7 separate regions of the Mus musculus genome follow, and regions 1, 2, 3, 4, 6 and 7 are each linked to region 5. A link is a loop called in an ENCODE intact Hi-C map of the cell type or tissue named here. Cell type or tissue: heart. All regions are shown on one strand. Region 1 overlaps Tgfbr3 (transforming growth factor, beta receptor III). Region 2 overlaps Gm42146 (a long non-coding RNA gene). Region 3 holds the start of Tgfbr3 (transforming growth factor, beta receptor III). Region 4 overlaps Gm33474 (a long non-coding RNA gene). Region 5 has its middle 32 kb from the start of Cdc7. Region 6 overlaps Gm33474 (a long non-coding RNA gene). Region 7 overlaps Tgfbr3 (transforming growth factor, beta receptor III).

Region 1 (4,000 bases), 170 kb before region 5:
CAGTGCTGGGAGCTGAGCCAGGACCTCGTGTACCCTGAGCATGGACTCAGGTGCTAAATAAACTACAGTCTCCGCTCCAAACTAGATTTCCTAAAATCTAGCATATTTTTACTTTACTCCTTGTCCCTAACTGTGGTGGGGTTTTTTTGTTTGTTTTCATCTTGTGGGCAACAAGGTGGCTCAGGGGGTTAAAGACACCTGATGTACAAGGATCTGCACGGAATTTGATCCCTAAAACTCACAGAAGGTGAGTGGCAAGAGCTAAGGCCACAGAGTTGTCCTCTGACTTTCATACATGTGTCTTGCCCTACTAATGATTATTATTCTGTTGTTGTAAGTGATTATTGTGCTATTAAATGTCACTTATAAATATTCTACATATCATTATAATTACTATTAGTAGGGTCATTTAAAACCTCACTTTTATATTATATATAAATATTATATATGATACATACATATTATACACACACATGCATACATATATACATATATATAAAACATAATTATTAATGTTAGGGTCATTTCAAGCCTTGCTTTGTATGCCAAACCCAAGTTCTTTTCCCCCTTCAAGCTCATAATCTACATAAGAAATTTTCAAGATGAGAGCCTGGCAGCCTCATGTTGTGATATGTTCCTGAAATCCCAGCACTTTGGAGGCAGAAGTAAAAAGATCCAGAATTCCTGGCCAGGCTGCCTCATAGTGAGATCTTGTCTTTAAAAGTAAAATAATAAAATAACAACAACAATAATAAATTTAAATGAGAAAGAGAGAGACAGACAGGTACAGACAGACAGGCCCTAGTGACTGATTCTTAACAGCATAAAGTGTCTGGTCTGGCCTATCCATTTGAGAGTTAGCTGTTTTGTAGTCTACTTAAAGCGGGGAAATGAGGATGCCTAAGACTAGGAAAGTCTCCGGGAAGAAGCGGCTGCTTCCAGTGTTATACTCTATGGGTTTCTGTCCTGTGATTTCTTTTTTCCCAGCCATTTTATCATTAAATCAGGAAAGAAATGTGGATATCTTTGGCAGCCAGATGGGGATAGGACAGGGCAGATGTTGGTCTCACAGCACAGTGACCAGGGTTTGACATATAAAAATGCAGGTTTCTAGTTCAAGTTGAGTTTCAGATAAATAAATTTGCTTAAGTATGCCTGTGCAATATTTTAGACATAATTACACTAACAAAATCCATACATTCTTTAGCTACAGTTCAAGTTTAATTTGGTGTCCTGTATTTTTTTCTGGTAACCCAGGTTTTTGTTTTTGGCTTAATCTCCCCAGCATGGGTTCTAGTTCTGGCTCCAGCACTAAGGAGTTGTGCATCAGGGCGCATGGTTGTGCTACCCCGGGCTCAGTTCCCCCATCACAGATAAAGACTTTGGATTATTTGGATTAAGCTGATCTTCCGAGTTCCCTCAAGTTTTTTTTTTTTTTTTTTTTTAACTCTTATGCTTTGATAATGCGGCTGCTAGATAACTATATCCTAATTTAATTGGAAACAGAAGATAGCAATATGAACCCTGCCCTCCTCAGCAAATCTGAGTAAATACCAAGGCATGGCAGTTGGAATAAGTGAGGAAAACCGAACTTTATTCTTTGGCTTTGGCTTAAAAACAAATCAAAACTTAATCCTAATGAAAAATGTAAATTAATACCAGGAACACACTGAATATTTAAAAAACAGCTCTGCGTGTCCAAAGAAGGGGGAAGGGTGACTGAAAAATCCTTATTGCCAAAATCTGGCTTACTCCTTTTCCTTAAACTGGAGGGGGCGGGGAGGCCAAGTATTTTGGACCTCTGCCACCAAACCACAGGCAGTTCTCTGATTTGCACTGCATTTTGGATGCCTGACAAGACTCGGTGAAAACAAGTGCTATTTGTTTTCCTGTGCCTAGTATTTAACTGGAAATCAAAAGGCTAAATTTCCAATCAGTTGTTAAGCAGCCCCAGATGTGAGCTCAGGGCCGCACTGGGGGGAGTCAGCCTAATAAGGCGCATGCGCCACCTAACAGGACACATGCGCAGCTGTTACCTTTCCAAGCCAAGCAATGTGTAACCGAGGGTTAGTGTGTCCAAAAATGCTCTGGGAATAACTCAGTCAAGCTTGCATGTGGAGGAGGGAACTTAAAAATAAACAAATTGAAAAAACTCCTGGGTTCTATGGTTTTGCATTAAAAAACAAAATCTTTCTAACATCCTTTGGCAGCTCTGCCCCATACTTGAGAGCCCACAAAGTTAGCAAACCTTCTATGATGTCCTTCGTATGAACTGTTCACCGATTCAGCATCCGTTTTTTCTGCCCGAGTGCTTGAGGAAAATGACCCAGGGATTGACAGGGAAGGGTGAGTCACCTACGTTCAGAGAGCTTTCTACCGCTCGCTCGCAGAGCTAGCTAGAAAATTGGGAGTTGAGGTTCAGTGTAAAAATGTACCGTTGTTTAGATCCCAGAAGTTGGAGAAAATGAGACTTGCCCTCTTGCCTGTGCAGACGAGGTAGCAGCTTCCGGGAGGTGGACTCTGAGGAGCATGTAGGCAGATGGCTTAGGGAACTGTAAACAAACGGAGCTTCCCACCAGGCTAGAGGTGTCACCCCTGTGTCCTAGGGACCTGACTGCACCATTCAGTGAAGTCTTTCCCCAAATAAATTCTCTCTTGAAGGCAGATTAAATAAACACTTCCAGATTCGTGGTGGTTCTTTTCAGTATCTCTGGCCGAATGACTCACTGTGTCCCGAGGAGATTCCAAGTGGTTGTGTACCATGCGTTTCTTCTCAAGAGGCCGCTTATCTGTTGGTTTTGTGGCTTGTCCCTCAGAGATGTAATTATATGGGGATTGAGCCTTTCAGGAGCTGGGGTCAGTCAACTACCATATTTCCTAGAATTGAGTTTCTGCCCCTTTGTGGTAAGAGAGCCTCTCCTAAATGTCACTGTGGCACTTAGAACGTTGGAGAGAGTCCAGTTTCAGCTGGTAAACCTGGTCCAGAGAGGGCTTGTAGAAGCTTTTGTCCTGACAGGTTGGGGAGGGTGGTGACTGCAGCGTAGATGAGTGGCCCAGAGCCCTGGTTTGCCCTCTTGTAGTTTCCTAAGCGAGACATCCTGTCCAGGAGGACTCACCCAGTGTGGACTTTTCCTGGCTCTACTTGGTGTGTTGTGTCATGTCTGTGTGTAGGCACGGCCCCAGCCCTGTGAAGGCCTCGCTTTCATTCAACAAATTGAGGTTAAACAAACTTGAGTACACTGAACAGAAGATTGGTTTTCCTTGCATAGTCCAAGGAGGTTCTTTAGAGCTCTGGAATAAAGCTAATCTGGTGACGTAATGCATCTGCCCTTCCCAGGCACCGGCATTGATGTCAAAGGTTAATCTCTGGGGCTGTGGGTAACATAGTGGACAACCTCCGGAGAGCTATTTGGTAAGAAAAAATGAGTGTTTTGTTAAGGGAAGTTACAGAATGTTTTATTTTCATATAATGAGAGGAGAGGAAAAACTCTCCCAGGAGGCTCTGGGATGCTGATGTGAAACTTTTAGGCTGTGCCTGGGTGCAGATGGTGATGTTGTGGGACAGCTCCCAAAGCTACCTCACAACCCGTTTCAGGGAATGGCTGCAGCATGGCTCAGCTCCTTTCTGGGTACACACAAACTGTCCACTTTGCTTGAGACAATGTAGGTTTTGCATCTCCGATCCTTGTCATCTAGTTTTCTGGCTTAGAAATCATCTTATCGTGGGATAGAATCTGTATCTTAATCTCTGCTTTTGCCATTACTCCTGGGTGGTTTGGAGTCCCTGGTGCAGATCAGGGTTAGGGTTAGGGTTAGGGTTAGGGTTAGGGTTATGAACTGTGAGTGATCCCGTGGTGGACGTGGTCAGCAGGGTACCCTTTGGATTGTGAGTGATAGCCCAAGCCGGAGCTCATGCACCTGCCACCTACAGCCCACAGAAATGATAGCTCACTTGCTATCTCTTGCCCCTTTATCTTTATCTTTTGAGAAAGGTTGGCAT
Region 2 (4,000 bases), 91 kb before region 5:
AGACTATGAAAGTCTGGCAGAATTGATCACTTATATCCTCTTGCACATCGGGAAGCCCAGGAACACAGGTAAGTCTTTCTTAGTCATTTCTTTGTTCAATTGTGGTTTTTTGTTTCTTTGTTTCCCAGGTTTAGGGGCCAGGCTTGGAGGTATTCTCTAGGTTATGGTAGGATTTAAGTAAAAAAAACACCTTTGGATTCAGGATACTTTGTTTGGTTGCTTTTCAAGACAGGAACTTGATTCAAGTCAAGTTCTGGATTCCCAGAAGAAGTAAAAACCAAATGGACAATCATTAAGAAATATTGCCACAGACTGCTTAACTAGTGCATTCATTCATTCATTCATTCATTCATCCATTCATCCACTCATCCATTCATCCATCCATTCATCAATTCTTTCATTGATTAGTTTATGCAATCAATCAGTCTTATTTCTCCGAGGTTCCCAACACCTAGAGGACAGATTTTTCCCCTACAAAGAAGAGTTTGGCTGTGCTGCCCACTGTGCCCGCTGTAAAGGAAAGCTATATGTCCTATGCATGTGTGGGTAAACAATTTCATATAAGAACATCTTGATGGGTCCCTGAACCCAGTACCAGTTGTGGTCTTTGTCCAGTTGACTTTCTGGTTTTCCTACAGTTAAAACCGGCAAGTGGCATTTAAAAAATCTGTAATACGTGAAAGCATATCTCATTATTCCAATTCCATTTCTTTAGCAACTGTCAAGTAAACAGCTCTTGTGTACTAGGCGATTTTTCCCTGTGTGAACTGTGTAAATATACACCTTGCCAATTCCCCCACTTAGAATTTGCCATTTTCAGTGATCAGATTTTATATATATATATATATATATATATATAATTTTAAATTTATTGCCATTAAATTATATTTACTTATTACTGACAATAGACAAAGGTACATTATCGAATGTTCCTGTCCCGCCGTGAGCAGGGGGGAGGCGAGAGGGGGGAGGGGCACTCTTTGCAGCCATGGACTTGCGGATTCTTAGTCTCTTAGCTCCTAGACTCAGAGGAGAAAACAAGAGTTTTCCAAATCTCTCAGCCCAGTGTGCAGAGCCTCCACCAGTTCCCCCACCTGCTCCCCCCTCCCCCACAGCGGGTGGTCTCCTTGCCAGGTCTGAAGGGATTATCTGGGATCAATATTTGAAATAGTTGATTTTTTTTTTCTAACTGGAGTTAAGTTTATAGGCTTTTTTTATTTAACCACCAAACACCAGAAATAAAAACCTGGAAGGGAGCCAACTTGACTCTGAGCCAGGGCCCTCCCTAGCAGAGGAGCGGTCCTCAGTCCCAGTTGCTTTCCCTAGCTGTTGACAATTCCTTTCAAAGGCTGAACAATCCCTTCACTTCTCAAATTCTTCGTGGGAGTAGGGCAGCCCGGAGTGATTCCTAGAGATCCTGTCTTCCCAGGTTGGCCCCTGATACCGGAAGCTTCTGGGGGGGGCCTGGGCCCCCACGTGACGGGGGGGGGGCACGTGACCGGGGGCCCCAGCTCTGGTACTTTCCAAGGGGGATTTTCAATTGCTGGCTCTGCAAATGTTAAGGCCTCAGTGGTGGGTCAGGGGTTGGGGTGCAAGACTCAGAACATCTGAGGTTCAGTCCCTGAAAAGTGGGTGGGGAGGGGGTTTCATCAGACTAATCCTTAAGAACTAGACTTCGGGGTTCAGGGAGGGTTTGTCTCCTAACACCCAGGTATGGAGTACCAATTATGTATCATGCACTCTCCTAAGCTCCAGTGAACAAGACAACAACCCCTACCCCCACACCACCCCCTTGTCCGAGACACACACACACACACACACACACACACACACACACACACAAAGCTGTGGAATTCACAGTGAGAAAGACAGACATGGAACAAATAATTCTATAACCAAATTTCAATAGTGACAAGTGTAAAAATTTTGTTTAGTTTAGTAGGAACAGTTCCATGGCTTTGTGTATAAGTTCCTTCCTTTGAGAGACTCAAAGAACCATCAAGGGAGGCTTGGTGGTGTCTCTTTCTCTTGCCTCCTACGCTTAGGAATGGATGGGTCATCCTGAGAAAACAGACAGCCCTGACAAGGGTAAGTTGCAAGGACAGGGCTGGAGGGAGGCTGGGCAAACGGGAGTGCCCTCCTCCTTGCCCTGGAAGCAGCTGGATTCAGCTGTGACAGCAACACCCCAGTTGGCTCTAAGCACTGTGGAGCTGGTCCCAGGAACAGCCTTTGCCTCATGTTGGCCTTGGATGTGACTTCTTAGTGAGCTCTCGTTGACCAGCACATTTAGCTCCTCCTCTGTCTCCTACTCTTTCATGCTCAGGACTCATGTTCCAGATGGGCTCAGCTGGCAAGCATTTGAGACATGTCTCAGCATCTTGTGATGTGTTCCTGAACCCCTGGGCCTTGTGTGCAGTGAGTCATTGGCTCTGACTGACTCCTGATTCATGCTGGCCCATGGGTCCTTGGCCCATAAACCAAAGCCCAACAAGACCTGCAGGGGACCCCTGACCGTTGGCTCAGCTTTCTACTACTCTCTTTTAGCCTTTTTCTCTACACTGATTCTTCTTCAATCCTTTCGATGAGGGAAGGGTTTCTAAGCACCAGTCCTGAATCAGGACTCTTTCTTGAAGCTCCAGTTGCTCTCTAACTTCTGCTGTAGCTAAGCTGCAAGACTGGGTGCAGTTGGGAACCCTGTCAAGGCAGGGCTATTGCTGTTACATCCAAAGGGAAGGATTTCTTTCTAGAAACTCGGATGGTCAGAATAACCAGCTCAAGCAGTAGGAGAGGAACTTCTAGGATTCTGGTTGAGAGCGAGGACCAGGTCGGCACCCTACCCAGCTAAGCAGTAAGTTTCCTGTGCCTCAGATCTATCATCTATAAAATATAAGCACCAAACTCAGAAAATTATGAAGATAGAATGAGTTAAAATCCTGGGATAGTGTTAGCAGTATTGCTGCTTCTCTGGCTTTTGTAGGTCCTCAGCCCCATTCTACAGGACGACTTTCTGCAACTTGAGGTTGATCATATGGATTTTATGACATCTCCTCTTCCTGCTTCTTCTTAGCACTCTACAATAGCATTCTTCCTTTTAAATGTTTCATTTTATTTTATTGGTGAGCATGTGTGCACGTGTGCATTCATGTAGAGGTCAAAAGACAGCTCCCAGGGGGCTTCTCTCCTTCCACCATGTGGGTCCTGGTGATCACTCGAATCACCAGGTTTGGTGACAAGGGCCCTCCCCACTGAGCCAACTTACAGGCCTCAAACAATGGCCTCTCTTCTTCCAGCAGACCAACAGCAATGAGCTGGGCAAACAGCAGACTGACTCTGGTGTTTTGGTTCTATTCATCCAGGTTTGGATTGGAGCTCAGTCCATTCACAGCTTGGACCTCAGCTCACCTCACCTTACAGGAAGCTATTCATAGTGGCTCCAAGTTGAAGTGGCCATGAGGAAGGCATTTCCCTTCATCCAGAGCCAGTTCCTGTAGCAAGCCCTCAGCTGCCAACATTGCCAGAAGCCGAGAACTGAGAACTTCAATAAATATTAAATACGCCTACCAAAATGGGATTGGACGGAAAGGCCCAGAAGCCAGGGCCACGAGGGGACAGCCTACAGCTAATGACAGAAAGCTGAGCCACCACATACCTTGAAGCCAGGCTTACTGTATGGTGGATGTTGACCAGTTTTTAGACCCACAGACACCATGTATGGCAAGTACTGTGGGGACGGCCCCTGAGAGCGGAAGAACAGCATTGCCCACAGAGGGCAATTCCTTGTTCCGAATAGTCTGACTCCAGCCTCTTACCTACACCACTCATATAACTGAAGTTATGTGGCTCTGAGAGCCGAGTCAGAGAACAAGAGAACATTCTAGGAGGACAAGCTAGAACAAGCGAAAAGGCTCCAGGGCTTCAGTCAGGACTCTCAAATAAAGAGGTCAAGTTAGCTGCCCTATCCAACTTCATGAAGATGACCAGGCAACAAAAACCACTCACA
Region 3 (4,000 bases), 290 kb before region 5:
TATAAGTAAAACTCCATGGACAGTAACAGAGTATAGCTAGGATTGTTTATAGAGCTAGCGGTGTAATGCTGGTCGGTTTGGAATCTTTGCTGATCTTCGCTTCTCAGAGGGGCATAGCTGAGAGCTTCTCCTGACATTCCTGTTGGTCCCTGCTGCTGCTGAGGCTGAGGCCTGGCTGTTTCTGCTACGTAGTGCCACCGCTGTTGATTTGTGTTGACTATCCTGACTCTACTGAACTTCATATATCTGTGAAGTGTTTGCGAGTGGATCCAACTGTCTCTTCAAACCTGTGAACTGAACTACAGATTTCCAGACAACACAGATGGGAGTTGCTCCAAAGAACCTTTCTAAACAGGTCTACTTCCCCATATCCTTTGGTTTTTCCTACTTCTCTGGAGGGTGGTGGGCAAGAAGGGAGGTTAAAGTGTTTAAGAAACATCATTAAAAATAGGCTTTAAAAACTTAAAATTACAAAAGTCTAGCTGGGCTACTCATTTGTGCAAAGGTTCCCTGACGATCCAGCAGCTGTCAAGACTGGAAACTTGTCTTTGAACCAGACACTTCAGTCACTCCATCTGTTGTGGCACCTGTAGAGTTTCCCGTGAAGTAACTGGTGACAGAATTCCATGGATAAAGGTGCTTGCTGCCAACCCTGAAGAAATGCACCAAAGATGGATTCTTGGGCCCTACTTGAGGAAAGGGAGAAAGTTGTCTTCTGACCTCTACTCTGGCCAAGGCTGGTTCTGAACTTGTGATTCTTCTGCCGTACTTGGTTGTATGTGGTGCTGGGGCTCAAACTCAGGGCTCTGTGTATGCTGGGCAAATACATTACTACCGAGCTATAGCCCCAATGGGCAATTCACCTTTTAATAGAAAGTGAAGCGTAAACAGTGCCAGATTTGTGTTGGTGACTGAAGTAGCTGCATTCAACTCTTGCAAAGCACATTCATGCAGGCAGGACCCTGTGTGCTCGCCTATCCTGTGTTCAGAGGGCCGCGGGGAAACCGTAGGAATGGAATTCAGCAGCTGGAGAAGGCACTTTAATTCAGCAGCTGGAGAAGGCACTTTGAGCTAGGCTGTAGAAAGTAAGAGACCCTGACCACACCACAAGAGCATATCTTTAGATAACCGAAACTGGAGAAAAACCAAACTGGGGCAGAATGAATGTGTGCATGGGGCTTCGATGTGGGAATGGGTTTCTCTGAGATTTTTTTTAAAGGAATTTTTATATCAACAACCAGGAATCCAATAAAACTATCTTCTCCTAAGGCCCTGGTAGTTTGAAGGATCTAGGGAAAGGCAGCGAGTCTTCGCAGTGCGCGCCACATCCCGGGTACTCCACACTTCTTCCAGGCCGGGGATGCCCAGCTGTCATCCCATCTCGGGCCGAACCCCCCCCCCCCCCCCCCACACACACACACACCCGACTTCCTTTCTATCCTTACAGCTCCAGCCTTCTCTGCCCGAAGGGAAGCACAGGCTGGAGCAAGCTCTCTAGGCTCATCCATCAGCAGTGGAGGAGGAGGAGAGGAGGGGCAGGAGGAGGAGTTTCTAGGCGGCCGAGCCCCCGAGGCCCGCGGTGCCCTTCCCCCCTTTCGCTGATTGCTGTGGCTGCGCGCCCGACCCCGCCCGCGCGTGTGCGCGGCCGAGTTAGGGCGCCGCACGGGCCTGATGGGGGTGATCCAGGCTTTCGGGGACGCCGAGCGCCACTTTCCTCCTCCCTGGCAGTGAGAGAGAGAGAGAGGTGGAGAGGGAGAAGCGGGCTGCTGTCCTTCCAGGCCACTTTCGCTGCGCGATTCCGCGAGCTCCCGGCAGGAGGTGAAAGTCCCCGGCGGGGTCCGGATGGCGCAGTTGAACTGCGGCTGCTGAGCTCGCGGCCGCCTGCGCGCGCTGGGCGCGGGGACTCGTCTGGGCTACTCCCCCACCTCGCGTTGGACGACCGGTCCTGGACACACCGCTTGCGAGGTACGTGCGGTTTGGCGCCCTATCAGAGGCTGTGCACGCTGCGTAGTGCGGGTCGGTGCCTGCTTTGCGGGGTTGCTCTGGCCATCCAGGACCCCGAGGCTGGGACCTGGCTTTGGTCCCGCAGGGTTGACGCTGAGCGGAACCGGGATCCGCTGCGGTCCCGGGTGGGCAGCGCCGGGGAGGAGTTCCCCACACCCGCTTTCGCTCTTCCTCTCCACGGTTTCCTAGTCCCGTGCGGGGCTGCAGGCCACTGCGCTCCTGGCGCGTGACAGCGTGGGTGGGCACTCGACCATGATGGGTAGCAGAGGCCGCGGCCGCGGGACTCGCGCGCCAACGCCAGTCCTGGGTCCCCGCTGGCCGCGCCCTGGCTCGGGGAGTCAGTCCCGAAAACGCTGTGAAGGACGCTCCCGGGTTAACCTTGTGGCGCTCCCGCTGATGGTAGAGGCTCCCTACGATTTGTGAACTTGGTTGGGACAAACTTGAAACTCTTGGATGTTGCTAGAGGAATCCGCTTGTAGAGTTGGGCTTATTGGGGCATTTGTCCCACCTTCCCGCACCGGATAGGAGTGCAGACAGCTGGAGTGACAAGCCGCAAGTATCACGGCTTAGGTGTTGGTGCAAACAGTTGCCCTACTCGCTAACCGTGAACTGGGAGGACACGGTCCCCCAAGGTGGCTGTGCGGTTTGGAGGAGTGCACAGATGTTTCTGACTGGGACCGTGCGGAGCGCAGCACAGGTGTTAGCGCCTCGTGCTGCGCCCTGCTGTGACAGGAGAGCCGCGAGGATAGGCATCCCGTGAGTGTCAGACTGAGATAAAGAACCAGCCAATTTAAAATTTCTTCTTTCTTCGAAGAAGTGAGCGGTTTGGGAGGGTACCAACACGCAAAAAAACCCATATCGGGATCCTTTAATATCCAGGGAATGGCCCTTTAGATTGTAGCGGGTAATTTTAGGGAGAGCTCAGCAGGTCCTTTTGGGGTACTAAAACGGGAATATATTGATCCCTCCCTGTATGTCAGTATCTCCAGCAACTCCAGCTAGTTCCTGTCAGGGCTTAAAGACTACGTCAACTCTGGTTCAAAGTGATTTTAGTGGACCCATTTTACAGATCATATATGCTAGACTCCAGCAGCTAGAGGCAAAGTTACTTGTCCAAGGTCACATAGAGCTTTCTGTTACTTTTAACCCAAGAGCTGCCTCGGTCAGTCATGGCGGAAAGTGTGGTAAGATCCATGGGCCCTAAGTCCTTGGCCCTCTGTTCTCACCCAGCTTCCTGTCTGAGTTGAATACATCTTTTGAAACACAGATACAAATTATCTGTGATTAATTTAGAGGATCATATACGTATGTACTTTGCAGGAGCCAGAATCCAGCTTCTCTGAGTCTGGGTCCAAATAATTATAAATAGAACTCTGACTCGTGTTAATTTCAATCTTTATTCTTCATTACTTTTATTAATCCACCAGACATTGTTGATCAAGGCCGCTTGGCTTCCTTAGGAAACAGCTTGAGGCTGGCACAGGAGGCAGGGAAATAATTCTTACCCCCTGAAGGGCTATTAAAGACGACTTGATTTCATGCCATTGTCTCAGCAAGAGGATGTTGCTCTGTTTCTTGATGTTCTCTGCTTTTGGCTTTAATTCTGCATTGTTTAGCATTTCAAGGCTTAGGCATACTTTTTTCTCTTGACATTGTTGTCAGCTTTAAACGTCCCCTATTGTGATGGAATCTGGCCACCCCACACCACCTTTGCTTAACTGTTGATTAAGATATGTACATTAAAAAACAATAAAGTCATCAACTGAGTTTTGAACCCCAGCACTTCAAAGGCCTATGCCTTGAGAAATTCATTGTTATTTTAAACACTAGCCAGCAGGGGGCGCACAGCATATTATTGATGTCCTGCTGACATCTAGACCTGTTTGTACTGTGTGTAGCATATATTTCAGAAATGGAAATTATTGTAGCTTTATCTAGTACAGTAACTAAGTTGCTTTACGATTAATTCCAACTGGTTAAAAGTGGGATGATCTTG
Region 4 (4,000 bases), 66 kb before region 5:
ACACCTGCAAATAGTGCCACTCCCTGAGTCAAGCATATTCAAACCATAACATCCTGTTCTTCCTTGTGCCTCTTTTGTTTTTAAATTGCTACAAATATTTTTGCCTACTTTCCTTGGGTATATTTATGCCTCATAAAGGGTATAGTTACACCTTGTAAATATTTCTTTTCTTCTCTTCCACCCCCCCCCCCACCTCCTTTCTTCTCTCCCTCCATGTCTTCCTTAACTTTTCTTTTAAGTTGCCTGGGCCAGAAATCACCTCCATCACAGAGCCTTTTATTTTCACTTAGCATTGATGCATCCTTTGTCTATTGTTTCTGGCATTGATCATCAACCTCACAGTGACATCCTGTCTTACATTTCTGACTGACTTCTGAACATCAGCTTCCTTGACTCAATGAATAATTTGTCTTTCCGATATATCCAATTTTAACTTTTTTCTAGACATTTATAATAAAACATATTAAAATGCAAGTCAAAGTATCACATTAGTTCGTACAAATTTCTTCTAATCTATAGAAGTGATCTGCAAGCATCCATGTTAATTTTATGGTACTTTATGACATGAAGCACCTAGAAAATCAACTTAAAGGGAAGAAGTTTATCTTGTCTCATCCTTCCGAGGTCTCAGCTTGTCATAGTGAAGAGTGAAACATCTCATGGGTGTCAGCTAGAAAGCAAGGAGAGCGAGCCAGAAACCAGGATTAACCTCAAAGGCATGGCCCCAGGGGCCTACTGTCTCTAGCTAGGTCCCACCTACTGAAGTTTATACCACCTCCCAGACAGTCCACAGCTGAGGAGAGGACCAAGTGTGCAAACAGTGAACCTGTAGAGGACACTTCACACCAAAACCACAATAGCATTATTTCTGAATGCACCAAACTACACAAATGCAGCCAGATCCAAGTCAAGTGCTTTGCAGTGGACCATCCTACCCATCTTTCACTTAGGTCCATGCTTGTTTTGTGTGTGCCAAAGAAGAGGTGACATGATGTGGGAGTTGGGCTCATTACGATTTACCTGAAAACACTGAAAATGAAAGCCCATGAGTTGGACTGAGTAGTAGAACTTGTGTGAGCCATACACTTAAAAACAGACAACAGAGTCTGGGAAGAATGGGTAGCCTGTGGTTTGCAACCAGTCAGTAAGAAGATCGATGGGCAATGGCAGCTGGACCAAAAACCCAGAATTTTACCTTCAGGTAAAATTTGTCTAGCTGATCCAGATTCCCTTTTCTGCCTGTTGTTTTAAGATCCTCCATAATTTTCTCCCCTCTCCCAGCCTGGTCAACTCCGTCAGCAGTGTGCCATGCTCTGGCATCGCCTATCACTCTCCCCTAACGCTGTGCTCAGTACGCCAAGGCCTCCCCCTGCCCACTCCCTATTCTGTCTCCGCTCTCCCCATTTCATTTTGTATCTATTTAGAGCACCTTTGACAGGCTAATCTTTCTAAAACACTTTTGCTGTGTCACAGCCAAGAATTCTGCCTAAGGACCTGTTGTCACTTTAGAAATGTGGAGTCGCTTTACATAGTAACAGTCTATAAATAAGTCCGCTTGTTAGGCAAAGCAGCAAGTTTTTAATCTGAGGGCAAGTCCAGCACAGCACAATGTGTACGCGGAGTGATGGACAGAAATAAGAAATCAGGGCCACTGGCCTCTGCCACCTGCCAGCCTCTGAGCCGCGCTGTTTGGTTGGCTTAGGCCGGCAGCATTGTTTCTGCCTGACCTCTGAAAGCTTTGATGGTTTCCTTCACCTCTCAGAATGGTGCCTTTGAGGATATATCACTCTCTCCTCTGTTGTTGTGGAGATCCTCCAACAATTTGTTTCTACCATCTCACAGCATGACCTTCTAAACCCTCCTAAACCCTTCTACACTCCAGCAAGTTGTTCTTGCTTTGTCCTAAATGATGCTGGATATTGCTGCATCTGAGCTCTGGTTCCCAGCTCATCTGTGTCCCAGAGGACAGTCAGTGGGCCACCTTGGGCTGCTGTGGAGGAACTCCACACACCTACAGCTGTCAAGACTTAGCAACGTGTCACACATGTGTCTCTTACTTTGAAAAAAGGCTAAACCATAGTTTAGTTCCATGACTGAATGGTGAGTTAGCTTTGCACACAGGCTGCCTAGATTCAGTCAGTCAGCAAACTTTGTGTATGAGCAAACTGTTTGAAGTTGCTGCTACGTGACTGATATTATCTGTACATCCCTGGCAGTTCTTGTGCAGACTTATGTGTGGTACTGGAGAGATGTTCTCTATTCTTTTTACTGCACCTTCTTAAATCCTCAGGACCAAGGAAACTAACCTCTGAGTAGTCAGTAAACCCCACCTCAGAAAAAGCCACATTTTCTTTCAGCAGTTAATGCAATCTCTGTGATTACAAAGGAAGCTGCACCAGAGAGGTTCTGCACCTGACCGTGTGCCTTAAGAAGGTAGTTATGGGGTTGAGTGTGGTAGTGCATGCCTTTAATCCCAGCACTCAGGAGACAGAGGCAGGTGGATCTCTGTGAGTTTGAGGCCAGCCTGGTTTACAGAGTGAGTCCAGGACAGCCAGAGCTGTTACACAGAGAAACCCTGTCTCAAAAACACAAACCTGAAACCAAACACAACAACAACAACCGATGACCACGAGAAGGCAGTTGTGGTAGTTTGAATAAGAATGGCTCCCATAGGCTCCTATATTTGAATGCTTTACCATGGGGAGTGGCACCATTTGAAAGGATTATAAGGATTAAGATGTGTGGCCTTGTTGGAGGAAGTGTGTCACTAGAGGTAGGCTTTTGAGGTAGCAGACGCCCATGTCAGTCCCACAGTCTCTCAGCTACTGTTCCAGTGCCTGTCTCCCTGCCACCATGATAATGAAGTAAACCTCTGAAAATGCAAGCAAGCTCCCAATTAAACGCTTTCTTTCATAAGAGTCACCTTGGTCATGGTGCCTCTCCATAGCAACAAAACGGTGACTATAACACTAGTCTTGGCAGGGGCTGAGACACATGGCAGCCAATAAGTCTAAACTATGGAAGCAGACTAAGGAGTTTAAATTGCATCCGTGTGTAGTGAAAACTTTGGTTTCTTTAAAAACTCAATTATGTTCTTGTTTTAATCCCAGGTGTGGGATATGGGGCTGCCTCAGTTTGTCCACAACCATTAACTATGATTATCTCATGCTCTAGGAGGGGCGTAATCTTTGCCAGCTGCAGATAGTTTAATTCTGGGGACCCTGGAGAGTACATAAATGCCAGAGCTGAGAGAGAGGCAGGAAGTACTCTGAAGAAGATGGCGGCTGCTCCTGATTGTTGTTGTGGTTTGACGAGATAAAGAAATTGGAGCTGTCCTGACAGCAAAGATTGGACTTGCCTCAAGGAGATCAATGGCCCTAATCAGCAGGAAGTAGCCTATGGGGTCTAAGTGTTGGACCTTTCCACTCTAACCTTCTTTCTCTTCTACCTAGTGCTGGAGGGTTACAAGGGATCAGAGTGGAATAAGGGTTGGAAGGGAGGTAGACGTATAAGAACCCAATAAAATAACACAGCGAGCTCGCCAACATCCATGTCTGACCCTGTGATCACGATGTCTGTACCATCTAGAAGGCTTCTGGTATTATGAGGGTCAGGCTTTGAAACCATGTCTCAAGCCTTCCTACTTCAACCTCCTGTCAAAGAAAAGTTCCTTGTCACACTAGAATTCAGTCCTTATTGGAATCATAACAACATGGCCCCCGTGCAGAGCTCTAAGAGGTCTTTTGGAAATTGGTCATAATTTTGAAATAGTAAATTAAAATTCTAGAGGGAACTGGAGGGATGGCTCGGGGTTAAGAATGCTTGCTGAAGACTTGAGTTCAGATCCTATTGCCCACATCAGGTGGTTCCAACCACCTGTAAGTCCAGTTCCAGAGGCTCTACACCTCCCTATTCTGGCCTCTGTAAGCACCTACACTCATATGTTCACATGCACAAACACACACACACACACACACACACACACACACACAGATCTTAA
Region 5 (4,000 bases):
TGTAATTCCAGGCTGAGTGGAGAAGACTGTGAGATCAAGTCCAGGCAGGGATCCTGTCTCAAGAAACAAACAAACAAACAAAATGTAAGGCTGAAGATATAGCTCAGGAGTCAGGCGTGTGCCTGGCTATAGGTTCAATCCTCAGTGGTCGGGAGAAGCACAGTCCAAATATTGAGCTGTCACTTTAGTCTGTAACAGAAGGCATTAGTTTGCTTGTTTGTTTGTTTGTTTGTTTGTTTGTTCTGACAAGCTGGTTCTTTATGGGGAAATACAAAGAACCTAACAGGAACAATTATGATAAGAAGTTTGGAAGGTTTTTAATAAAGTTGCAGCAACCATGGCAGTTTGGTGCTAATATAATAATAAAAACATAGATCTGTGAAACTGAGATGACTTCAGACATTGACATTAAAGTCATTGACAAAATCATTGACTTGACTGCGACACTACGGCAAACCAATGTCCTCTTCAGTAAAGGATGCTGGAATAACTGGAGGCCGACATAAAGGTTCATAAATAAAGAACCTTTCTTCATCTCATATGGACCCAGTGCAAAAATTCAAAATTAATCTAGAAGAAAAGGCAGAAGAATATCTTTGTAGATATAAATTTGACAAAGATTTCTTAAACATGAGACCCAAACCATGCTCCCTTAATGAAAAATATTGACAGATTCAACATCCTGGAAATTAAAAGTTTTGCTTTTTTAGAAAGAGACCACTGAGAAAAAAGAAAAGATAAGCCATAGACAGGAAAGGTATGTGTATCTACTAAGAGACTTATAGCCAGAATACATAAAGAATTCTAACATGAAAAATGAAATAACTTTTTCAGGAAAATGGGTGTACTTGAGATTATTATAATTGAATGAGAAAACAAGACCCAGAAAAACAAATACTGGATGCTTAACTCAATAGGAGAAACTAGATGGAATGACACATGCATCCTTCATGTCACATGTTTGATCTTATTGATTTGCAGAAGTGTAAAAAAAAACAAAAAAAAAGAAAGAAAGAAAACCCCACCCAGGAGAGCAAGGGTAGCAGCAGGGTCTGACATAAGGGTGAGGGAAGTGTTGGGGTGGCAAGTGTTCTAAACTTGGTTATTACTATTATACTGCCTGTACTGCTATATACATTTACTTAAAGATCAACTATATAGCCTTATAATGGGTGGACTTAATACATAAATTATACTCCAAATAAAGATATTAAAACATAGAGCAGAAAAAGCTGAAAGTCTTTTGTGGGGGACAATGGTTTGTGCGCGCGTGTGCACATTTTCCTGCATAGGAGAGAAAATACCCATGGGAGGTAGGTTTGAACCTGAGTGTATTGGGAAACATAGCAGGTCTGAGTTTGCTATGTATACCATATGCTAGCCGTATGAGTTTCAGTTATGTAGCATCCCAAGCCTGTTTTGTGCTTTGTGTAGCCCTATAGTACTAGTGAGCTTTGATGGCAGCATATGGAACATGTTAACCCCAGGCCTGACACCACAGAAGGCACTTGCTGAGGTAAAATACTGAACTGGTAAGTTCTACAAAAACTCAAGGCATTGTCCTAAACACAGACTCGTAGGCTCTCTGGGTGTTTTGTAGTAGAATTCCAAGACACCCACTCACCTGACTTAGTAGCGGCCTTATTAATGAGGGATGCTGTCACTGCTGTTCACAAACCAAAACCATGGTTTCCAGTACCGGTGCTGCCAGGATGGCTTCATTTAAATATACCAGAGTTACTCTCTCTGGGTTCCCAGGGTAGACCCCTCCTCCACAGTGGGGCGGTTAGAAGAAGTCAGAAGTGTCCTGTGTAAGATGATAATGGCACGGAACACAGGATGGGGGCTGGAGACTAGCTGAACACTGTGTCTGTGGGCCGGAATATATGAAGAGTAGCCTAGCAGGAGGTCATGGAAAATTTCACAGCCCAAAACTGGCATTTGGAGCTGAGCTGGAAAGTTATGAACACAGGATGTTACTGAAAATGGTGCCGGGCTGGGCAAGGATGCTACCTGAGGCCTCGGCAGGCTTCACCCCTGCCAGTCAGTCACAGGAGGATGTTGGGTCATCAGGAAATAGGGATTTGAAATAATCCCACAGGAAGGTGTGAACAACACAAGTGACTGGGGGCAGGAGGGGGGCAGGCAGGAGAGCCCAGCAGGCATTCAAAGATGGCATTGTGGTAGATTCTCCCACCAGCCCCCCCCCCACTCCACTAACACATCCTGGGGGGTGTTGGGGTGCTTTGGGGAGGGTGGCAACTCCTGGCTCAGGATTCTGGCAGCCAGCCTCCCGTTTAACTGCTTCAGTGGACACTTGCTATTTATTTTGGATTCCTGGTATACACTTTTACTTTTTTCTTGTAACCTCACTTGAATTGTTTTGGGAGGAATTTCCTCTTCCCCGTTATGTACACAGTCTTAGTCAATACAGGCATGCTGCCCTCCTCTGGCCAGTTAGATTCTCTCTTGGAACTCCAAATAAGGATGAGTCATGGGTCACACTGGAGAAAAACTTGAAGCCCTGATTCCAAAGGCCTTTGTCCAACCTAATTTCTAACACTGGAACCCCAACTCTCCCCCAGATCCTTGGCTGTTCTTCTCTTCTGTGACCTCATGACCTTCGTCTATTAAGCTGTTTAGCTAAAGAGGGCTGCAGTCTATTCTGTTACAAAGAACAGACATGGAATGGAGATGATACATTTGCTTGCTGCCATTTTCATGGGGATGCAAGGTGGGAGAGCCTACCTCTAGCTACCCACCTTTGACCTTCAGGTTCCTGGACCTTCTGGCTATATGAATGAGTACAGGAGAGTCGCTAAAGCCTTCCAAATGTCAATTCCCCCTGTAAAATAGAAACATGGGGGCTGGAGAGATGGCTCAGCGGTTAAGAGCACTGACTGTTCTTCCAAAGTCCTGAGTTCAAATCCCAGCAACCACATGGTGGATCACAACCATCCGTAATGATATCTGATGCCCTCTTCTGAGGTGTCTGAAGACAGCTATAGTGTACTTACATATAATAAATAAATAAATATTTTTTAAAAAGAAATATGATTACTTTTTAGCACTGTCAAAATTATATGAATTCATTCCTCATGTACGTGTCACTGGCCCAGTAGTAGCCTGGAAACCTGTGAAGAAACAAAGGAGAGGCATGAACAAGATGGACCTATTCTTCACGGATCCTATGTCCTCCGCATTGAGGAGAGGCACTGGAAACATTTGTAAGTTTGGTAGTGTTAGTAGAGAACCTCCCAGCACTTCGGGGGTTAACAAGAGGCCCCTAGGAGTCTGGGAGGGGGGAATCTCTTCCTCCTCCTGGATGTGCCTTTCTCATCACACGATTCTGCCTGTTGTAAGCATGTTTTTTTTTCTTGGTCATCACGAAGTCCTGATTTCCTTCAACACCTGCCTGTTGTATGTGAGACCTAGATTCAAACCCACTCCTTTTCACAGGTGGGACTTAAGGAGAGGCCACGGTTCACCAGCCTGGGAAAGGCACAGGGAGGCACTAGCGTCTTTAGAATAGACTGCTTCTCATGCTAACAAGGTCAAGACAGATTCTTTCCTCGAGTTGACCTTGACAAAACTGTGGTTAGGACCAGACCAGCCTGCTGCTTGAGCCAGAACACCTGCAGTGAGCCTTCCTTCCCCTCTGGGACACTGACTAGCACTCTGCTGAGAGTATTGGCTGTGAGTCTGTGCCAGGACTTCTCCTCTGGGGAAGTGAGTTTACATCAAAGGGAGTATTGAAGGCTATATACCTTTCTCCCCAACTCCTTCCCTGCCTCCAGCTGAGCAGGGAGGGAGCCTGGCTGAAGATGTGTGCTGTGAATCACCCCCCCCCCCCTTGTCAGAGAGCTATAAGAAGAGACACCAACTCAGCCACTTAGGCTTGAACTCTCCTCAGATTCCTCACCACGGTCATAGTTCTCCTAACAAATGCACCCCTGACAATCTGACTCAATGTCTCCATAAACCCTACATCCAATACCTT
Region 6 (4,000 bases), 56 kb before region 5:
CGAAGGTGGAACTCTCATGACTATATTTCCTGAAGATCTCTCCAAGTACAGCATCTCATATATGACTTTGGTAGGGATGGGGGACAGTAATATTCAAACCATAATAATATGTTTGCACCTGTCTCGCTGAATGGCATAGGGATACCTGCAAGGTTGGTCCATGTGTGAGACTTTCAGAAAGAGAGAGAGAGAGAGAGAGAGAGAGAGAGAGAGAGAGAGAGAAGCAGATCAGAGGAACATTGTGGTCCTGTGTAGAATGAGAAGACAAAGGAGGCCTATCTTGAAGTCTGCTTCTGCCGCTGTTCTGTCTCCTCCCTGGAGCAAGCTGATGAACTCAAGCCAGAGTGTTCTCCAGAGAAGCTGCACACAGGCGGTAACCTGTATCCCTGAGGGCTCTGAGAGCCAAGGGGCTGGAAGCAGAGTAATCACACAAGGTAAATGTGTATGAGTGTGTGTGTGCGGGGGGAGTGTGTGTGTATGCGTGTGTGTGTGTGTGTGTGTGTGTGTGTGTGTGTGTGTGTGTGTCTAGCATAATAAACACTGGCACCACTCAGTGATAAGAGAGACAGTGAGGAAGGGGGCACTAGCTGATTTAGTGCTGAGTTTTGATACCGCAGCTCCTGGGTACCAGCCCAGTGTTGGCATCTGCAGGACTTCCTGGAAACCTGCCCCCTCCCTCAAAAGGAGCCTGAGATCCCGAGTGGCAGCAGGGATGGAGCAGTGCTGGCTTTACCTGAGAAGCAGGGTCAGGAGAGTGGGTTTGTAAGACACAGAACCCACACAAGAGCAAGAGGACAGGCACCCTTTGTGGGTATTCCTGAGATCTTCGTGAGAGCATCAGTCTTAGAGTTGATCCTAGAAGTGAAATGTAGACTTGAGAACTCTATAGACATGAGTTAAGAGAGGTTTTGGCCTTTATGTATGTCACATATAGTAAGGTATTTCCTTGCTGGTCTGCTACATCATCTGTACGGTAAACACAATAATGATACCCATATGTTGAGAGAATTAAATGAGATAATATTCTAGAGGCATATTATCTGCCCAGTATCTTGGGGTACAGTGCTTAATGACTGTGGGGGTTCCCTGCAAGCTCTACTGTTAGCATAAAACTGAACTTTGGGAGCCAAGAGGAAAGCCCATTCAGCACAACTTAGGTAGACAGGTGGTTCAAAGTTCTGGAGTCTGACCCTGCTGTATGCCGTATGTGCAAGCATGCACATGGACTTGATATGTCAACCTAGCACAAACTAGAGTTATTTCAAAGGAGGGGACCTAAATTGGGGGAAAATGCCTCTATAAATCTGGGTGTGGTAGTACACACCTTTAATCCCAGCACTTGGGAAGCAGAGGCAGGTAGATCTCCATGAGTTCAAATCCAGCGCAGTCTACAGAGTGAGTCCAGGACAGCCAGATCTACACTGAGAAACCATTATCTCAAACAACCCACAAAGGAAACAAAGCCTCTCCACAGTATCTGGCTGTGGGGTATTTTCTTAATTAGTGATTAGTGGGGGAGAGCCTACGAGTATTGTGAGTGGTGCCACCCGTGGGCTGGCAGTCCTGGGTTTCTATAGGAAATCAGGCTGAGCAGGTCAGTAAGCAGCACCCTCCATGGCCTGTGTCTCAGCTCCTGCCTCCAGGTTCCTGCCCAGTTAGAGTTCCTGTCCCGATTTCCTTCAATGATGGATTAAGATGTGGAAGTGTGAACTGAACACACCCCGTCTTCCCCAAGTTGCTTTGGTCATGGTGTTTCATCACAGCAATAGTAATTTTAACTAGGACAGATAATATAAGTATGTATATGCATGTGTGTATATAAGTATGTATGTATGCATATGTATGTACACATGCAGATGTGTGTGTTTGTGTATGTTTCTCCCTCAGGACTAAAATATGAAATTGTTAGAGCTTGTTCGAAGCTGTGGTGCTCTTTTCAGGATCTCAAACTCAGTTCCCAATGAGTAGCATGGGAGTCATCTGCCAGGGTCCACAGCCATGCATCTCCCTCATGACTGGCTGTCAGCACGCTAGGGCCAGGGGAAACTGTGGCGATGGCTGATGAGCTGGTGACAGGCCCAGGGAGCAGCCGTACTGGGAGGACAGGTCTGTCAGGGTGGGCACCTCCTCCAGAGGACAAGGGTGAGAGGTGAGGAACCCTTCTCTAACAGGGGAGTGAGGACAAGGTGTCAATCACCACCAACAGGTGACATGCCACAGCTCCTGTCAGCGCTGCCGGACTGTCTTCTCACCTATGCAGAATGCATGAGTCAGAGCAGGCATCCATGCCGGACCTCCCAGGGGCCCGGGCAACTCTCGTTACTGCCTCCTCAAAACACGCAGAGTTTGTTTAAGCTCATTCTCTGTATCCGGAAAAACTTGTTCCAGCTGGAGCTGGAGTCTTAAAAGGACTGAGTTCTTGCCTGAGAGAAGGTGCCCCGGCAGCCTTACCTTTCTATGATACCACTTTGGGCCAATGTGAGAGACAAAGACTATGACCTGGAGAAGCCATTCATTCACTCCATGCTTTTAGTATCTTCCTATTTTGTGTAATGGACAAAATGCATTCCCAGTATTTGAAGAGGATGAAAGCTCAGCTTCTGTCCTCGAGGACTGACAGCTGAACAAGAATGGGAACAGAGCAATGAGGAGAGCGCCAAGTACAGTGCAGAGGGCAGTCTGTGATCCAGGCATGCGCAAAACAGGCTACAGTCACAGGTAGCGCGTGAGGGACGTGTAGGAGTTTGGGGAGAGCAAGTTAGCGTGCTTTAACCTAGGAAGGACCAAAGTCAATGGAAAGATGTGAAAGAGTCAAAGAACACGGTCAGAGCAGACAGTAGGAGACCTGAGACTGGTGGGCACAGACAGTACTTTCTGGTTGCAGGGGGTGGAGAAGTAGGGGAGGGGAGAGAGGGTCACTCTGTGCCTTTCCAGATGGCAGTACTGTGAGAGAGTGAGCAGAGGGTATTCCAGTAGAGGAGGTAGCACAGACCGAGAAGAAACCCGGTGCATGCTTGGGTGATGGGAAAGGTGGGCTGGCCTTCGTGAATTAGAAAGGGGCCGGGCTAGGAAGGAGGTTTGGACTTTTAATTCCACAAGCAAGTGGAACCGCTCCAAGTTTGTGTTGCTTCGGAGGTATAATGCTCGTGTGTGTCCTGTGCGGTGTCGAGGAGGATTTTTTCCCTCATATGTAGTCATATAAACTCCAGAACAACCACATACAGGTTTCCTTCGTGCCATAAAATGCTCATATGTCTCTGCAACCAACCCTTTCCTCCATCACACCACACCCCAAACCACCAATGTGGCCACCTATGCTGCAACTGATTTTCCTAGAACATTTGTTCCTACTTCTGCTACGAACTTCTTCCTCTCAGAGGGACACATTTCAGACTCATTTGTGTTTTGTGCGTGCACCAATGGTCTCATGTTTGTTTGTTTGTTTTCAACCAGGAATGTACAGTGTTTTCTGGAATCTCCAGGGGTGTTAACTTGTTTCCCTCAATGTCTAGCAACGTAGCATGGCTTCTCAAGTGGCACCACCATAGTTATGTGTCAGTAGGTTGAGCGTCAGCAGCACCCAGATGTGAGCCCAGTGGAGCAGTGTCTTCTAGGAGCTTGTTAGCAGTGTGGTCCCTGAGCCTCATCTGGGTACATTTGCTCTCACTGTGGCTCCTATATTTTATATAGGTACATAAACACACACACACACACACACACACACACCCATATATATATATATATATATATATATATATATATATGAATGACATGAAAGTGTAAGAAAAACTGTCAAGGAGATAAAGCGACCTAATTGGGGGGGGGGGCGCAGCAAATGAAGAGGAATATGTTTAACTCATAGACACATATGGAAACCTTCAAAAAGTAAATTAATTTTAAAAAACAGGATCTGGGAGGAAGCTCAAGTCGGTAGAGTTCTTACCTAGCACACCATAAAACCAGGCTGGGTGTCTGGGGACTATAGTCACGACTGTTGGGG
Region 7 (4,000 bases), 130 kb before region 5:
TCCTGTCTAGATTTCTGATTAGTTTCAGGACTTAAAATATCTAGAAACTGCTGGTCTCAGCTTACACACCTAGGCGTCACTCCCTCCCTAGGACCTAAGTTAAGCACAGTCAACCCCAGGCTAAGCCATGGATATGGTGAACTGATAAAATATTCACTGAGCATGTGTGAGGGACTGGATTAAATCTCTAGCACCAAGAATAAAAAATAAGCCAAATCAAAATAACAAAAAGGGAAAGAAATGCTGTGGGAAGCCTAATGTTGTAGAGTGAAAAAAAAATATCCAACAACCATGACAGTGTGCGTGGTTATATTAGAAATATAAATCCTATCATTGTATAACACTTTAAGTGCAGTTCCCCACAGCTACAGATCATGGGTGTTATCACAAACCACTTATACAAAGCCACTATGGTACAGAGCCAAAAAACCACTCCTGCAGTTCTCCAATTGACAGACTAATTCAGAAATATCTAGCTCTTTTGTGGCCAAGGGGCAAGGAAGATGTTTGTAAGCTGTCCATTGGTAGTTGCATCTTCCAGTGTAGCTGAAAATACACTGGGCCTGTCGTGATAGCTCCCTGGTTATTTAAGGTTCTTTGAAAAGCACACCGATGGCCTGTTTTTCCCATGGTTCATAGCCGTGAGCTGTCTGATAAGGGGCCAGAGGACAATCGTCTGCAGGCCTGGGGAGGGTACTTCTTTCTGAGCCATGACTGCCTTGCTCTGCCTCTCCACAGTGTGTGACTCCTGACGACGCCTGCACCTCTCTAGATGCCACCATGATCTGGACCATGATGCAGAATAAGAAGACATTCACCAAGCCCCTGGCCGTGGTCCTCCAAGTAGATTATAAAGGTAAGCATGGTGGCCTATGGCGTGTCTTGTAAAGATTCCCTAGAACATACATGGTGAGGAAGATGAATAACTCCTGCAAGCTTCCTCTGACCTTCACTAGCACGCTGTGACACTTGCATGGTATGACACATATACACTTTCCCAAGTTGTCCTCTGACATCCATCCACACGTGTTCTGTGGCACACACACACATACACACACACACTTTATAGTGAACAAATAAATGTAAAAAAAAAAAAATTAAGCTAAGTTAAACGCCAGTTGGTAGCTTTAGAAAAGAATTCTTTGCCCCAAGAGATTTTCCTTAGCTGATTCTGTCCCTGTGGCTACTTTGTAACTTATTTACAGATTGTTTATTCCTTAGAGAATAGCTCAAGGGACCAGAGAAAGGGCTTAGTGGAGGAGTCTAGGTAGCATGCAGAAGATTCTAATGGCCACTAAAGTATCAGGTCAAGGTAAAGGTTGGCTCTGCCCTGTTACTCTCCGCTACACTCAGATGTGCTTCTGTGAGTCCATGGCGTGCTGGGGCCTGCACACTATTCACAGTCCAGCTTTCCACACTCATGATTCTACTGGCTCCAAGCTGCCATACCCTTGAGAGGGGCTGTGACCTGTGAGCATTGTCCATTTAGGGATACTGGCAGAAAGAAAGTTGACATTTATAAATGACTTTTCAGAACCTTGTACAAGAGCAAATGCTGGTCCTCCTTACACCTCCGGTTTCTGTCCCTTTATGTATAAGAACACCCACCATGCTGTGCCGAATAGAAGAGGAGGTGAAATGTGTGGTGTGAGCACCCTAAGGAAAGGTGGGGGCAGACCTCTAGCAGGGAACCCTGAGGACTGCGGGGAGGATACCACAGCACCAGGGGCAGGAGTATGCTACAATGTATCAGGCAGCTGTCAACAGCTTTGGGGTGGGACCAAACGCAGCAGGGAAGATCTGAGTAGTTACAATCTTCCCTGTCTGGAAGCAGCCTGTCACTCTCCAGATGCCTTGCTGTCTAAGGGTGTCAAGCTGAGAAAAGGCTGGCAGGGTGAGAGGGGATGTCAGGCCTCCAGGGTAAGGTATTTCAGGATTAGAATCACAGACCATGTCATTCCATCCTGAAGGGCAGAGAATTGCCGAGCAAGAGCCAGTGAGGAGCTCGGTCCCAGCTGCTAGGCATTAGAAGGGAGCCATGCTGACTGGTACTGACACCAGATCTGGGGTTTAGGGCACCCCTAGGATGGCACTTTAGGGCTGGGGTTTGACAGGATTAAGCAGTGGGCGGTTCTGGAGCAGGCATGAGCTACCAGAAAAGAGGCAGGTGGGTGCTGCCAGTTTCTCAAATGCGATTGGGCCTTTGTCAAAAGAGCTGTGCCTTTCCGTGTGCACATTCCTACAGAAAGGCAGGGAGCATGGGGTAGGACTGGCTCACAGCCTTGAAGTTGAGGACTCTCCTCTTGCTCCCTCCATACCCAACTGGCTGTGACAAAAACCTCACAAACCCTCTTTCTCATGTTCTTGTCTGGAAAGGGAGCATTAGAACAGGGGGCGTGGAGGTCAGCTGACCTGTAAGGAGGAGCCGATTTCCAGTTCATTTCCGCCATCCTAAACGCAGAACGTTCATCTCAGATGCTTATGGCTTTTGTCCTGAGTGTGGTTTCTTTTACTTTATTGGTTGGTTTCTAAAAGGTCTGGTGGTCTCTCTCTAACTGGGCTGCCCAGATACTGCTGCCATTTTGTTGCATGTAGGGGAAAGGAATGTGAGTAAATTAACTGTATTGCAAAGAACTCATAGTTGGTCAACAGCTAGCTGTGTTTTGTGCTATAAAAGCCATTAACAGCAGCAGCCACATGTTCCCTGTCCCTGTCCCTGTCCCTTACCTATTTTGAGAGCACTCATTCAGATGGTAATTGAACACAGCAACTGGCTGTGCCCTGTGCCAGACAGTACTTAGGCCTTAATATTACAACACTATAACTTCCAGCAATTCTTTCATTCTTTTTTGTTAAACTCTGGTGGTATTTTTCTAAGTAATTTCTCTTGTAAAGTAGGTAATTACTTTTATTCAAACTCAGAGCCATTATACTGAACACTCAGTGTTTTCTTTACATAAAACTCTAAGAGGAAAGGTACTTTTTTAAACCAAATATCAAAGCAATTTCATGAGACTCGCTAGTTGAGGTGAGATTTTAGTTGGAGAAGCAAGTGGGTGAACCGTTTATTGCTCAGGTTTGTGAAACAAATTGAGAAGTTGAACTTGAGCTTCCCAAGGGGCTGTGTGCAAATCCGTCTTCCTTGGCAGGAACAGGTAGGTTTTCTGCTGATTCTCATCTTTATGATGATCCCCTCACCCTGTATGATTAGTTTCTTGGGCTCTGAAATCATTTCTGTTCCATGTAGAGCACTGAAACCTGTTTCAGCTACACAGGGCATTGGAATAACACTGGGAAAAGGCAGGAGATCACTGGCCCAATAGTCCTGGCTTATTTAAAATAACAACAGCTAATGCTCTTTCTGAGAGTGGGCCATCAGGGGGGACCTGTGGGTTCCCCAGCTGCTTTACTGACCTGATGCTATTCCTGTTGATGTCCTTGCCACAGAGCCGACTATCCCTGCCCCTTTGCTCCATCTTTCTTTACTGCAGTTGCATTTTTATGGACCATAGATACAGGCAACGTGTCAACCACCACTGCCGAGAACAGGGACGTCTTTCAGGCAGTGTTTCTTCCTCAATGGGCAGGGCAAGTGGCCATCAAAGCTACATGAATAATAGTAGGTTTTTATTGGAACCTTCGTGAAGGTATCACCTTTGGTCTTTAAGTCCTTTGGGATCAGTGTTGGCTGATCATCTTGCTACTTAAACCTTCAGCAATAGGTGAAGATGCTTAGACTATTAATGGTGGTGAGGGTCCCACATTGAATTTGTTTTGTGCTAAATGCATAGGGTGTTACAGAATTTAATTCTTGCAGCAGCTCTGTAGAGAGCCTCTCTATCAAACTTGGACACACACCTGCATATAGCAGACCAGGATTCAAACCCATTCTTTTGATTTTACATCTTTTGCAAACCTTCACGTGTAATCTAATTCCTATTTTTAATAAAACAAACATACATCTGCTGGTACTATGGGGAGTCACCTCCTCATCTCCACC

What was found. Hi-C counts contacts between places; a loop is a spot of excess contacts. Peaks named below come from ENCODE experiments on the same cell type or tissue, not always from the same donor. Only the 100,000 strongest peaks of a DNase experiment are listed, where the experiment ranks them.
Region 1: it touches region 5 in a loop (2.8-fold over the local background); 3 of 42 quality-filtered maps call a loop at or near these places.
Region 2: it touches region 5 in a loop (2.4-fold over the local background); 2 of 42 quality-filtered maps call a loop at or near these places.
Region 3: a loop joins it to region 5, with 4 times the contacts of the local background. A loop is called at or near these places in 23 of 42 quality-filtered maps.
Region 4: a loop joins it to region 5, with 2.3 times the contacts of the local background. A loop is called at or near these places in 2 of 42 quality-filtered maps.
Region 6: a loop joins it to region 5, with 2.4 times the contacts of the local background. A loop is called at or near these places in 2 of 42 quality-filtered maps.
Region 7: a loop joins it to region 5, with 2.4 times the contacts of the local background. A loop is called at or near these places in 5 of 42 quality-filtered maps.

What each region holds. Positions count from the first base shown.
Region 1 is chr5:107,165,983-107,169,982 of GRCm38, reverse strand. All of the region lies in intron 4 of Tgfbr3 (transforming growth factor, beta receptor III), which reads left to right. Among named protein-coding and RNA genes, the nearest start is that of Gm42146, 74 kb to the right of the region's middle. In heart, no CTCF peak of the experiment used is centred here; DNase peaks (open chromatin) are centred at 1,862 and 3,152; H3K27ac peaks cover 1,252 bases.
Region 2 is chr5:107,085,776-107,089,775 of GRCm38, reverse strand. Gm42146 (a long non-coding RNA gene) reads left to right here. Exons shown (of 5, transcript XR_880522.2): 5 at 3,357-4,000. Among named protein-coding and RNA genes, the nearest start is that of Gm42146, 6.7 kb to the left of the region's middle. In heart, no CTCF peak of the experiment used is centred here; DNase peaks (open chromatin) are centred at 1,355 and 2,385; H3K4me3 peaks cover 221 bases; H3K27ac peaks cover 2,457 bases.
Region 3 is chr5:107,287,220-107,291,219 of GRCm38, reverse strand. Tgfbr3 (transforming growth factor, beta receptor III) reads left to right here and starts at 1,591. Exons shown (of 17, transcript NM_011578.4): 1 at 1,591-1,965. In heart, CTCF peaks have their summits at 1,805 and 3,832 (motif pointing right); DNase peaks (open chromatin) are centred at 1,709, 2,579 and 3,479; H3K4me3 peaks cover 2,904 bases; H3K27ac peaks cover 2,149 bases; H3K27me3 peaks cover 279 bases.
Region 4 is chr5:107,060,033-107,064,032 of GRCm38, reverse strand. All of the region lies in intron 3 of Gm33474 (a long non-coding RNA gene), which reads right to left. Among named protein-coding and RNA genes, the nearest start is that of Gm33474, 13 kb to the right of the region's middle. In heart, no CTCF peak of the experiment used is centred here; a DNase peak (open chromatin) is centred at 1,582; H3K27ac peaks cover 2,796 bases.
Region 5 is chr5:106,994,526-106,998,525 of GRCm38, reverse strand. No RefSeq gene overlaps it. Among named protein-coding and RNA genes, the nearest start is that of Cdc7, 32 kb to the right of the region's middle. In heart, a CTCF peak has its summit at 2,449 (motif pointing left); DNase peaks (open chromatin) are centred at 2,065 and 2,485; H3K27ac peaks cover 2,434 bases.
Region 6 is chr5:107,050,284-107,054,283 of GRCm38, reverse strand. It overlaps Gm33474 (a long non-coding RNA gene), which reads right to left. Exons shown (of 5, transcript XR_001784912.1): 2 at 734-855. Among named protein-coding and RNA genes, the nearest start is that of Gm33474, 3.7 kb to the right of the region's middle. In heart, no CTCF peak of the experiment used is centred here; no DNase peak of the experiment used is centred here; H3K27ac peaks cover 3,599 bases.
Region 7 is chr5:107,127,317-107,131,316 of GRCm38, reverse strand. It overlaps Tgfbr3 (transforming growth factor, beta receptor III), which reads left to right. Exons shown (of 17, transcript NM_011578.4): 14 at 739-856. Among named protein-coding and RNA genes, the nearest start is that of Gm42146, 35 kb to the right of the region's middle. In heart, no CTCF peak of the experiment used is centred here; a DNase peak (open chromatin) is centred at 1,876; H3K27ac peaks cover 3,189 bases.